Linked DNA regions of Homo sapiens: region 2 is linked to region 1. Evidence: read pairs that join two places in POLR2A ChIA-PET (ENCODE). Cell type or tissue: PC-9. All regions are shown on one strand. Links, peaks and the distances in the headings refer to the core of each region. The heading gives the core; the rest is flanking DNA.

The links. ChIA-PET counts read pairs that join two places held together with the same protein. Peaks named below come from ENCODE experiments on the same cell type or tissue, not always from the same donor. Only the 100,000 strongest peaks of a DNase experiment are listed, where the experiment ranks them.
Region 2: POLR2A ChIA-PET joins it to region 1 with 6 read pairs; 2 of 35 experiments call an interaction of 5 or more read pairs at or near these places.

Annotation. Positions count from the first base shown.
Region 1 is chr2:159,920,465-159,925,855 of GRCh38, reverse strand. It overlaps a transcript of PLA2R1 not described here. Among named protein-coding and RNA genes, the nearest start is that of LY75-CD302, 18 kb to the right of the region's middle. RefSeq lists a silencer at 3,746-3,855. In PC-9, for the core only: a CTCF peak has its summit at 3,852 (motif pointing right); no DNase peak of the experiment used is centred there.
Region 2 is chr2:159,451,297-159,456,687 of GRCh38, reverse strand. BAZ2B (bromodomain adjacent to zinc finger domain 2B) reads left to right here. Exons shown (of 37, transcript NM_013450.4): 4 at 2,887-3,075. Among named protein-coding and RNA genes, the nearest start is that of BAZ2B-AS1, 160 kb to the left of the region's middle. In PC-9, for the core only: no CTCF peak of the experiment used is centred there; a DNase peak (open chromatin) is centred at 2,297.

The DNA.
Region 1 (5,391 bases), core at 327-5,326:
TAAAATATACTTTTCTAAAAATGCCAATCCCATCTAAGAAAGGGGAAAGTAACTGTTGCTGAAAAATAAGAAGGTGACCTGGTTATTATTCTCATCTTATAATGAGAAATGGAGCACCAGAAAGGGTCAGGAATTTGCCCCAAATTTTCAGCTAGTGTTTGGGGAGCTGGGATCCTTGTCAATCAGATCATATTACTACAGTCCCTTCCTGAACAAAACCTCTCAACAAAGAAATAGGAAGCCTCCAAGATTAAAGAAAAAATCATTTTTTTCCACAACTTTTTTTTTTTTTTTGCTTTGATTCCAGGCCTTCTAAAAGAAAGTTTTTATTATGCTGCCAAATTCACAAAAATGTTCAAGGGAACAGATTGAATTTTAAGTGTGTCTCAGAAACCTGCAGGAAAGTGTCAACAATAAAAACAATGTTCTCAGAAGATTATTTATACATAAGAGCCCAAAATGTATTTATATTGACATCTACATAGTTGCTGTAAATGCTAATTTCAGTTATCTTTTACATGGCTTTCTCCCCCTTGTCAATACACACATACGCACCCCTACAATGGAGAAGTAATGCAGACACTGTGCAGCCTGTAAGATGCTTACCATTGCCGTAACACAATTAAGACATGCAAGATCCTAATTGATTGTTTGTTTGTTTTTTTTTATAACTGACGTGGAAAATAAGAGTTAGCACCATTGTTTTTAACAGGTATACAGGTGAGAGGAGCTGGAAAATTCATTGCTGACATGGAGAAATACATGTGTATCGGGGAAAGGGGGCAGATATAAGAAGGATCATTTTGGTTTGTTTGAAAATCACATATCAAAGTGTTGAGGAAACAGAAGTTATCCACATCGTATTGCCCAAGTCCTTATTGCCATAAATGTATTGGACAACATGGGGCACCACAGGAGTAATATGCCTCAGACCAGATTGGAAATGGAACGTACCGTGACATACAACCAACTGTTATTCTTAACAAAATATAGGATCTAACCAAATTGTCCATACTGGGGTCTGGAACAGATTTTTCCTGGGAGCGAAAAAAGAACACGACCCCAAATCCACTTCTCGTGTTTTTATTTTTTATTTTTTTATTTTTGTTCGCACCGCCCCCCCCCCAGCCCCCAGAGTAAAAGAAAACTGTTTTCTAGGTAAATGGTCTTTCCTTAGCAGTACTTGCATGGCTTGGCATTTGGTGCCCAAAGCATTCAGCAATAGGTAACTTCTTTCAGTTTAAAGATTCTGGCTGGTCCATTACATAGAATTTCATTTTTATGAATCTTTGAAGACTATCGTACTTGATATTTGACATCCATTTTGGCTGCTTTCATCTTTGAACACCTTTCCTGACATGAAGCTACTCCCCAGCCTCCTCGCAGCTCAGGAGCAGGCATGGGACATAGGCTCCACCAATGAGATCTGAATAAGAGAGACTTCGATTCAGAAGCAAATGACAATGTCCTAGGCTGAAGAGTAGTCCCTACAGATATCAGATCCTAATCCCTGGAATCCGAATGTTACCTTATGTGGCAAAGTCTTTGCAGATGGGATTCAGTTAAGGATGTTGAGATGAGGAAATCATCCTGCATTACCCAGGTGGGCCTCACATGCAATCACATGTATCCTTAAAAGAGGCAGTCAGAGGGAGATTCAACATGCATGCAGAGGAGGAGGTCATATAAAGATGGGCCAGAGAGGGATTTGAAGATGTTGGACCTGAAGATTCTGCTTATGCAGCCACAAGCCAAAGAATGCTGGTAGACCCCAGAAGCTGGAAAGGAAGAAACGGGTTCTCCTCCAGAACCTCCAGAGAGAGCGCAGCCCTGCCAACACCTTGATTTCAACCCAATGATACCTGATTTTGGACTTCTGACCTCCAGAATTGTGAGAGAATAAATTTCTGTGGTTTCAGGCAACCAAGTTTGTGGTAATTTGTTACATACTGAAAACTAACACAAACATAAAGAAGTAGGCCCCGTACAGAATGCAGTCTAACGAGGTTGGTGGCAGCCACATACAGCTTTCAGAAGCAGCAGTAGCAAAGTTTCCAGGACTGCTTTCTAGTTCACAGTGAGCAGCAGAGTCTATGTCCACAAGGTCTGGCCGTGGAGTGCTCCAGTATAATCTGTGCTTTGCTTTTGCTATGTTGTCTCTGACCCTCTCTACAATCCTGTGAGCTACTGAGTATATTTTCACAAATTACTTTTCTGCCTGAACTATAGAGTATTCCATTTTTTACAACTGAGAATGCTGGCTATAACAATAATTAAATTAGCATGATCTTCAACATGTTGGGCCATCCTCACCTATAGCAGATCATGTGTAGGGCATCTCCTTCTCCCAGATATTTATCCATGTGAAATCCAGTTAAACTAAAAAGTAAGCAAAACCATTTGGTGGAAAAGAAAAGGAGGTGATGTCAGAAGCATGTTCAATTAAGATAAACTGGTCAAGTCACTGTATTCAACAAAAATAATGATGAATGAAGCCCAATCCCTGTGTTTGAGGAGGCTAAATGGGTACTGTAAACATTGTAGAATATTGTAAGTGAATACCACATTGTTACTGCCCTGCTATCTTGCCCTGTGGTTTAATAATAGAGCATGCCTCACCTTAGGGCCTCACGACCCCAAGTATGTCCAGGGACCTGTGGCATCACTCAGGAACTTGTTAGAAATGTATTAGTAGACTCTCAGACCTTAACCGAGACTTATAAATCAGAATCTGCATTTTAACAGATGCTCAAGTGATTCATATGCATTTTAAAGGTTAGAAGCTCTTTACAAGGTGACAAGGAAGAGGACGTTTTGGAGGAGATGGCACCTGAGTTGGGATTTGGGTTGAACTGAGAGAAAGACACCCCAGGTAAAGAAAATACCCTGAACATAGGCATGAAGGTGGGAAAGTATGGGACTTGATCAGGGATCATAAGGTGTTTTATGAAATTCTACATATAAGATAAATAAAGGGGAAATAGTTTAGGATTTGTTTGTGGAAGGTCAAGGTGGAGTTTCACTTTAGCCTGAGGCATTGAAGGTGTGTGGAGGGGCAGGTGGGAGGGTGACATGACTAGAACTGTGTTTTAGGAAAATTACACTGACCACATGTTGTCAAGTTGACTCAGAGGGACAGCTAGAAGGAGGCGCTCAGAAGACAGCATATTGCAGTTGTTAGGCAAGAACAAAGTAGTGACGGTACATGAGAAAAGAAGAATGTAAGGGTTACTGGGCAGGAAAACAAACAGAACTTGGTACTGTTTGTTTGGGGATGTAAAAGGCAGAGTAGATTTTAAAATTTAAAGTCTGGGTGTCCAGCAAGGAAGATAGAAATTTGGAGGAGAAGTAGGTGTATCAGCAAGATGAAAACTGGTGAGTATGAATTTTAGTCTTGTTGATTTTCATGCATCAGAGGACAAGCATGGGAAGTGCATTGGAAATGTGAGATTAAACCAGCACTCAGGAGAGAGGTGGAACCTGGGAAAAGATTTGGGGGAAATTGGTGCAAAGGTGATGACAGATACCCAGGAAATAGATTAACTTTCTGGCTAAAAGAGTGTGGATGGCGGGAAAAAAGAGCCAGGAAAAGAACCACTGGGAATACTCTCATTTAGGAGAAGGAGGAAGAAAATGTGCCAGCCAGGGATCTTAGGAGCAAATCACAGAACACCCAACTCTGGCTCACCTAAGCTGAGACAGGATTTACTGATGGGATATGGTCTTGCTCACACAGAGCCAGAGCTGGAGAACCAGGCGCAGAAAACAAGAGGCAACCGAGTGTGGCAGGCAGCCCAGAACTGCTACAAGCCCACTCCGGCCACAGGAGCTTTTGGTGCGAATGCCACCACGATGCTGCCTGCAGGGGGAGCTCGCCATGGCTGATGCTGCACCCTCGGCCCTGAGACAGCGCGGCTTCCACCTCCAGAAGTGATTTCTGACTGACCCAGGCTGAAGCCTCTGACTGACAGGGCGCAGGTCACATGCCGGCTTTCCAGCAGGGAAGGAGCGGAGGGGAGTGGGAGGGAAACGGCCCCTACTACCGTCCCCCGGGTCCTGCCTGCCTCCCCAGCCCTAACCCCGATGATTTTCCCAAACAGGCTAGGATGCGGAGGCCGAGCAGAAGAAATTGACCACTGTTCAATAAAGCAGTGAGGAAGGTAGGAGCCCCAAAATATCTGAGACAGGTCTCAATCAATTTAGAAAGTTTTTTTCGCCAAGGTTAAGGACGCATCTGTGACACAGCCTTCAGGAGAGCCTGATGACATGCCCAAGGTGGTCGGTGCACAACTTGTTTTGTACATTGTAGGGAGAGATAATCCATCAATTAATACATGTAAGATTCACATTGGTTCTATCTGGAGGGAGGGACAACTCAAAGCAGGGTGGCGGGCCTTCCAGGTAGATTTAAAATTTTCCCGTTTGGCAATTGGTTGAAAGAGTTATTATTGGTAGAAAGAACTGTCTGGGAGCAAGGAGAAGGAGGTGGTGGTGGAGGGAAGTGTTGGGAACAGACAGGGAAATGAGGACAAGCAAATCCTGGAGGGGCTCCTTTAATACAAGTTAATATTTAAAGGTGTTTATCATAAGCAAGTGTTACGCCCAAAACTGTGGGGTATTCAAACATGGGGAAGACAGGTCATGACTTCAATGAGCTGATGAGCTACCAGGCATCGGAGTAGATGACCTTTAATGTTCGTTCAACCTTAAATATGCTAGAACTTAATATTTTTAACGCAAATATCAATAAAAATCAAGTGAGGATTTAATAAGGTCAAATAATAAAAATTGCATTGGGAGTTCAGAGCAGGAGGCAGACACTTCCAGCTGGGAAGGTTTCAGGGAGGAAGCAGAATCTTAAAGGATAAGGAGACTTAGTGGGGACAATGAGCATTTGGAGGGTTTGCCAAAGAAAACAAAAGGTATAAAACTATGACACACACACACAGACACACACACATATACAAACCAGATGTCAGAGTAGACATTTATCAGTTGTGAGGCTTCCCAGCATCTGAATCTCTTGAGGTTCCCCATCTTATGAGTCACAGCTATGACTCTAAGAGCTGAAAGATCAGATGCTCACTTTCTCTGTCATCTTTAAGTCTAGGGCACAGGCGCACAGCTTGGCTTTCTCAATTAGGGACACTCAGGGGCCGGGTGCGGTGGCTCACGCCTGTAATCCCAGCACTTTGGGAGGCTGAGGCGGGTGGATCAAGAGGTCAGGAGTTCGAGACCAGCCTGGCCAACATGGTGAAACCTCATCTCCACCAAAAAATACAAAAATCAGCTAGGTGTGGTGGCGTGTACTTGTAATCCCAGCTTTTTTGGGAGGCTGAGGCAGGAGAATTGCTTGAACCCAGGAGGCGGAGGTTGCAGTGAGCTGAGATC
Region 2 (5,391 bases), core at 105-5,104, 470 kb after region 1:
GAATTAGGAAGTAGAGTTGAAGTAGCCTTGATCTGAACTCCCATCTCTGCATTCTTGCCAGGCATAGATGTCATTCTTGTGTACAGATCTATATTTTTTTCATTTGAATCTGTGATGTATACAGCTCATTTTGCTGAAATTTTCTACTCAGTTGCTTCCACATGTCATTCCTTTTAGAGTTAAAAAAGAACTTTTTGTTGTCAAAGTATGTATCATTGGTTCTTCATTGTTGCCACAAGAGTGATAACTTCATTTATTTACTGCTTATGTTTTCTGCTTGTGAGACTACAAAGTTTAGCTTGTTTGCTTCTTCCCAATAATGAAATTAATGCTGTAACTATGCATCTAAGAATGCTGCTTACTACCAATTATGTATTACTTATTATTTATTACTACCAATTATTTATTACTTACTACCAATTATTACCAATTAGTTATTACAACTAATTGTAATTACAGTTAGTTATTGCAGAAGTGTTTCTATCAGTTTCTAATCCTTGATAATTTCAATTATTCTGGATTTTTGTAATATTTAATATAGCTTTTGTAATTTTGAGGTTACTTCCCTCAAATTTCTTTGTATTAAATCACAACTACATACATGTAATTGATATAATTTAGGAATTGTTATTTGTAAAACATAAATTACAGATGACCCCAAATTCTCCAAAACTGCAATGTTCAGTTCAACTTGCTTACCACACAAATTGATGGAGAAAGAAAAGAACTGATCATAGTATGTTTATAAATAAAACATTTAACAACATTTGAGTCAGGAAGTTGAATTGACTGGTGAGAACCAGAGATTTTATATGTAATAACAAATGAAAGTAAAAACTGGTTTTTATAGTTACAAGCTCATTTTTTTGAGAAACTAGCTGGGTTTCTGAGAATTTGCCAAAAAAAAAAAAAAAAAAAAAAAAACCACAATATTTCTGGTAACCTATCACTGGTCTTAAAGATAATGACATTTGGGTAGCTTTTTTGGCAGTAGCATACTCTGTTTTATTTTGACTCATCTTCAGTGCTAATGCAGTCCACTCTGATAAAACAGAAGAACCAATTCAACAAAAACAATGATTAGCTGATTTAGAAGAGACACCCAAGTTTATGCCCTTTCCTTGTCCTCTTACCTCACAGTATCCTTGTGGGCCTTCCTTGTAAAGATACTTTGAGGATCTTCCCTGTGAGATCTAGTTACTGCTTTGTTGTAGTGGAGCACTATCCTGAATCAGAACTTTTTCCTTATATAGCCTGATACAAAACATACTTAATGCAATTTATTTAAATCTTATTTTTAAAAGTCATTCAGATCTTCTTGTTTCAGTAAAGAATATAGCATTATTTTAATAAAGAATATAGGTTTTATATCAGACTTTAGAGGGTACACTGACCGTTTTTTAGGACTTTCCCTTGGTTTTCAGGGAGCAAGAAAGCAAAGAGAAGAGATTTGGTTGATAACTAAATAATAATAAGTATACTATTTTTAACTTACATTTGTAAATTTCAAACATACTATGTTAAAACTAATTAAATTGCAGTGCACAGTCAGGACTGATATAATATAAACAAGAGATAATAAGGAAGCTTTATTCTAATATTAACACAGAGCACAATACTGTTCACACAGTAAATTCTTAAGATAACCTAGAGTATTCTCTTTTCACAGTAGCAAGACAGGGTACCTTAATTATTTCCTGGAAGTAAAGGGAAGATTTCCAAGTATTAGAAAAGTTTTCTGCCAAATTACTACAAAGTATGAAAAATAAGTCATGTTTTTATCATATAACATTCCAACCTGGAGTTATAACACTTATCTTTAAAAATAGAATTAAAATGTCAGACTCATTTGAATTGAACATTGTCTTACTCAGAGAAAGCTAAAAATGATTTTTATATTGGTAACCACTTGTGAACACATTTAGAAATATCTTTGTAAGTTTATTAAGTACTTATGTTGTCTTGTGCATTGTTTTATTAGACTAGAATATATTCCCTTTTTGGTATCAAGATACTCTTCTCACCTAAGAAGTATAGTCATACACTGCATAATGACATTTTGGTCAATGCCTGACCACATATATGACAGTAGCCCCCTAAGATTATAATGCCATATTTTTACTGTACCTTTCTTAGGTTGAGATATGTCTAGATATACAAATATTTACCACTGTGTTACAACTGCCTGAAGTATTCAGTTCAGTAACATCCTGAACAGGTTTGTAGCCTAGTAGCAATAGGCTGTATCCTATAGCCTAGGTGTGTGGTAGACTGTACCACCTAGGTTGTGTAAGTACACTGTACAATGTTTGCATGATGACAGAATCACCTAACAATGCATTTCTTAGAATGCATCCCCATCATTAAACAACTCATGACTGTGTTAGAGAACAGAGCTTCAACTCTGGCATGTTGAAACTGGGATGGCCTTGCTTAGAGTGTATAATAATTTGAGTATTGACCTGGTGACAGATCCTGGACTTATTTCAGTGGCTTTCAACCTTAGATTAATAGGATGTTTTTTATTTCCCTTCTTATGAGTAAAATATATTGAAAATATATTAATGTATATATATTAACAGAAAATTGGCCTCACTTCCTCAGGTCAGACAATTTTAATTAGTGAAAATTATCTACTTAAAACATTGGTTCTCAAATCTCAAATTCAAAAGTTAATTTATGCCATTTATTTTAATGATTTTTAGCATGTCTTCATGTTTCTAGAAACATTTTATAGGGTTTGAAGAGTAGAAAATGCAGCAGGAAAAGGGTAAAATAAAAATGTAATAGGTAAATTATTATAAATTTTAACTATAAACACTGAAATCAGATAAGTCTCATCTGTTTTTTATAGTACAACTTTAAGTGTGTTTTTTTCCCTCCCAGGACATTTATTCAGAACAGCTGGGGATCAACCGTTTAACCTGTCCACAGTGTCGAGTGCCTTCCCAATGGTCAGCCACCCAGTCTTTGGTCTACATTCAGCCAGCTCAGGGCATTCAGAATTTGGTGGTTTGGGGACACTTGGTACACCCACAGCCTTAGCCGCACATCCCCAACTAGCATCTTTTCCAGGTAAACATCTGTTACAAACAGTGTTCAAGGGAAGGAGGAAAGCTTGAGAATGTTCAAGCAATAATTTGTCTATTGAACAAAAGGAATAGTCTAATGCCTGGTATATTTAAAACTTTGGTGCAAGAATTGGCTTAATCCTATTTATCATGTGCAAAAAATTAAACACCCTAAGTGTGTTAGGTGGCAGAGCAGTTAATTAGATATCCAGGTATTTAACTAGAGAAATAGGTGTCTGTCACAGGAGAGAGTAATTCAGGCAAGTTTTTCTCATGTTTTTTTGTTGAAGTATAATATACAGAAAAGTATACATAGTGTAAATGTAGAGTTGAATTAATTTTTCTCAGCCTTATTTGATTTTTTAAAAAATTATTTAGTGTGAAACTAAAGTTCAGGTTTTATGAGTATTTTTACACTCCTATTTCAAGGTCTTACTTTTCTTCACTGTAAGGAAAATGAGCTAGACTCTTAAATTTCTTTATTTTTCTGTTTTTTGTTTGTTTTGTTTTGTTTTCTGAAACGAAATCTTGCTCTGTTGCCCAGGCTAGAGCGCAGTGGTGCAGTCTCAGCTCACTGCAACCTCCGCCTTCTAGGTTCAAGCAGTTCTCCTGTCTCAGCCTCCCGAGTAGCTGGGATTACAGCCACGCACCATCATGTCTGGCTAATTTTTGTATTTTTAGTAGAGACGGGGTTTCGCCATGTTGGCCAGGCTGGTCTTGAACTCCTGACCTCAAGTGATCCGCCCACCTCGGCCTCACAGAGTGCTGGAATTACAGGTGTGAGCCACTGTGCCCAGCCTATTTTTCTGTATTTGATCAAAACAACTAGAGAGTTGTACCACTTACATGGAAGAAGACCAGTATTATCCAAAATTCTATAGATAATGAGGATTTAGTAGTTCAGTAAGACATCAGTTAATTAAAACTTTCGACAAACGTGCTTCAATTTGTTATATTATCTTGAAAGCCTAAATTTGTATGTATTTTCTATAGATTAATTTGGCTTTAATAAATTTTAGTGAGGTCTGCATGTTTTAGTGTATGTAAGATAATTTAAAACGTTATAGCATAATTCTAGAGACAAATAGGCCTGAATTTAAATCTGGCTTTGTTAGTTCATAGCTGTGTGACCTTGAACAAATTATCTGACCTCTTAGCCTCAGTTTTCTCATCTGAAAAACGAGAATCATAATAATAGTATCTGACTTACAGGGTTCTTGTGAGGATTAAAGGAGTTAAGTCATATGTAGTGCTGAGTACAGTATCTGGTGCACATAATTAGTCCATAATTGGTAACTATCATTATTATTTCATTTTGCCCACTTTAATGGTTAATAATTTATCAAATCCTTCCTTAAAAGGAAAGAAGTGTTTTTAAAACTACGTGTAGAAAGGATAGATGGTTAAATGTGTGTTTCAAGTACTGTTTCTTGAGTCATATTACTTCTTTAATTCAGTTGTCTGGGAAGCAGGGATGCTAAGGAGGAGTAATGTGAGTGGACAGTTAAAGAAGTCTTAAACCAAGTTTTAACATTTCCTTCAAAAATATTAATAGGAATTTATTCAGTTTCTAGCATGGTTGTTTAGCAAGATGAGCATTCCACAGATATTTACTGAAATACAAGATTGCTGAATAAATATCAAAATAGATAAAAACAATATAGATAGTGATATCTTAAATATTTTTATTGTTTTATCATGCTTTATTACACTGTTGCTTTTGAACATTTCTAAGCCACAATGTAAATACTATATTATTAAAATCAAATGTCTTTTGTACTAGAATGATGGTTAACACATTTAAAAAATTACTCATCTGGAGTTCAATAATGTTGATACTTCTACTATATAGAAAAAAATTTGATAGCTCCCCCAGCCAAAATAAAGTATTCACTTATTCATTTAAGGTACAAAATTCTTTGGACATCTACTATGCTCTGCACACAAGGCCAGAAACAGAAGAATAAACATAGTATATTATATGTTGCTTACAGTTTTTAGGAGATAGATGAACAGACAATTACAAGACAGAGTCTTTAGTGATAAAAGTATGCCTAGATGAGCATACTTTTTGCCAAATGGGCAGAGACTATGCCTAGTTTTCAAAGATTCATTTTGTTTAATTTGCAGATTTCCTACAGTAACTTAAATATAAATTTTCTATAATTGGCTTTATTCAGAAGGGTAACCAAATTGCCAGACTTTTAAATTGCCCAGTAAATAAATGAGGACACAACAGGAAGATATTACTAGGAGTTTTTAATGAGGAATAATTTTTTATATTTTATGCACTTTCTAAAGTATTATGCATTTCAGATTA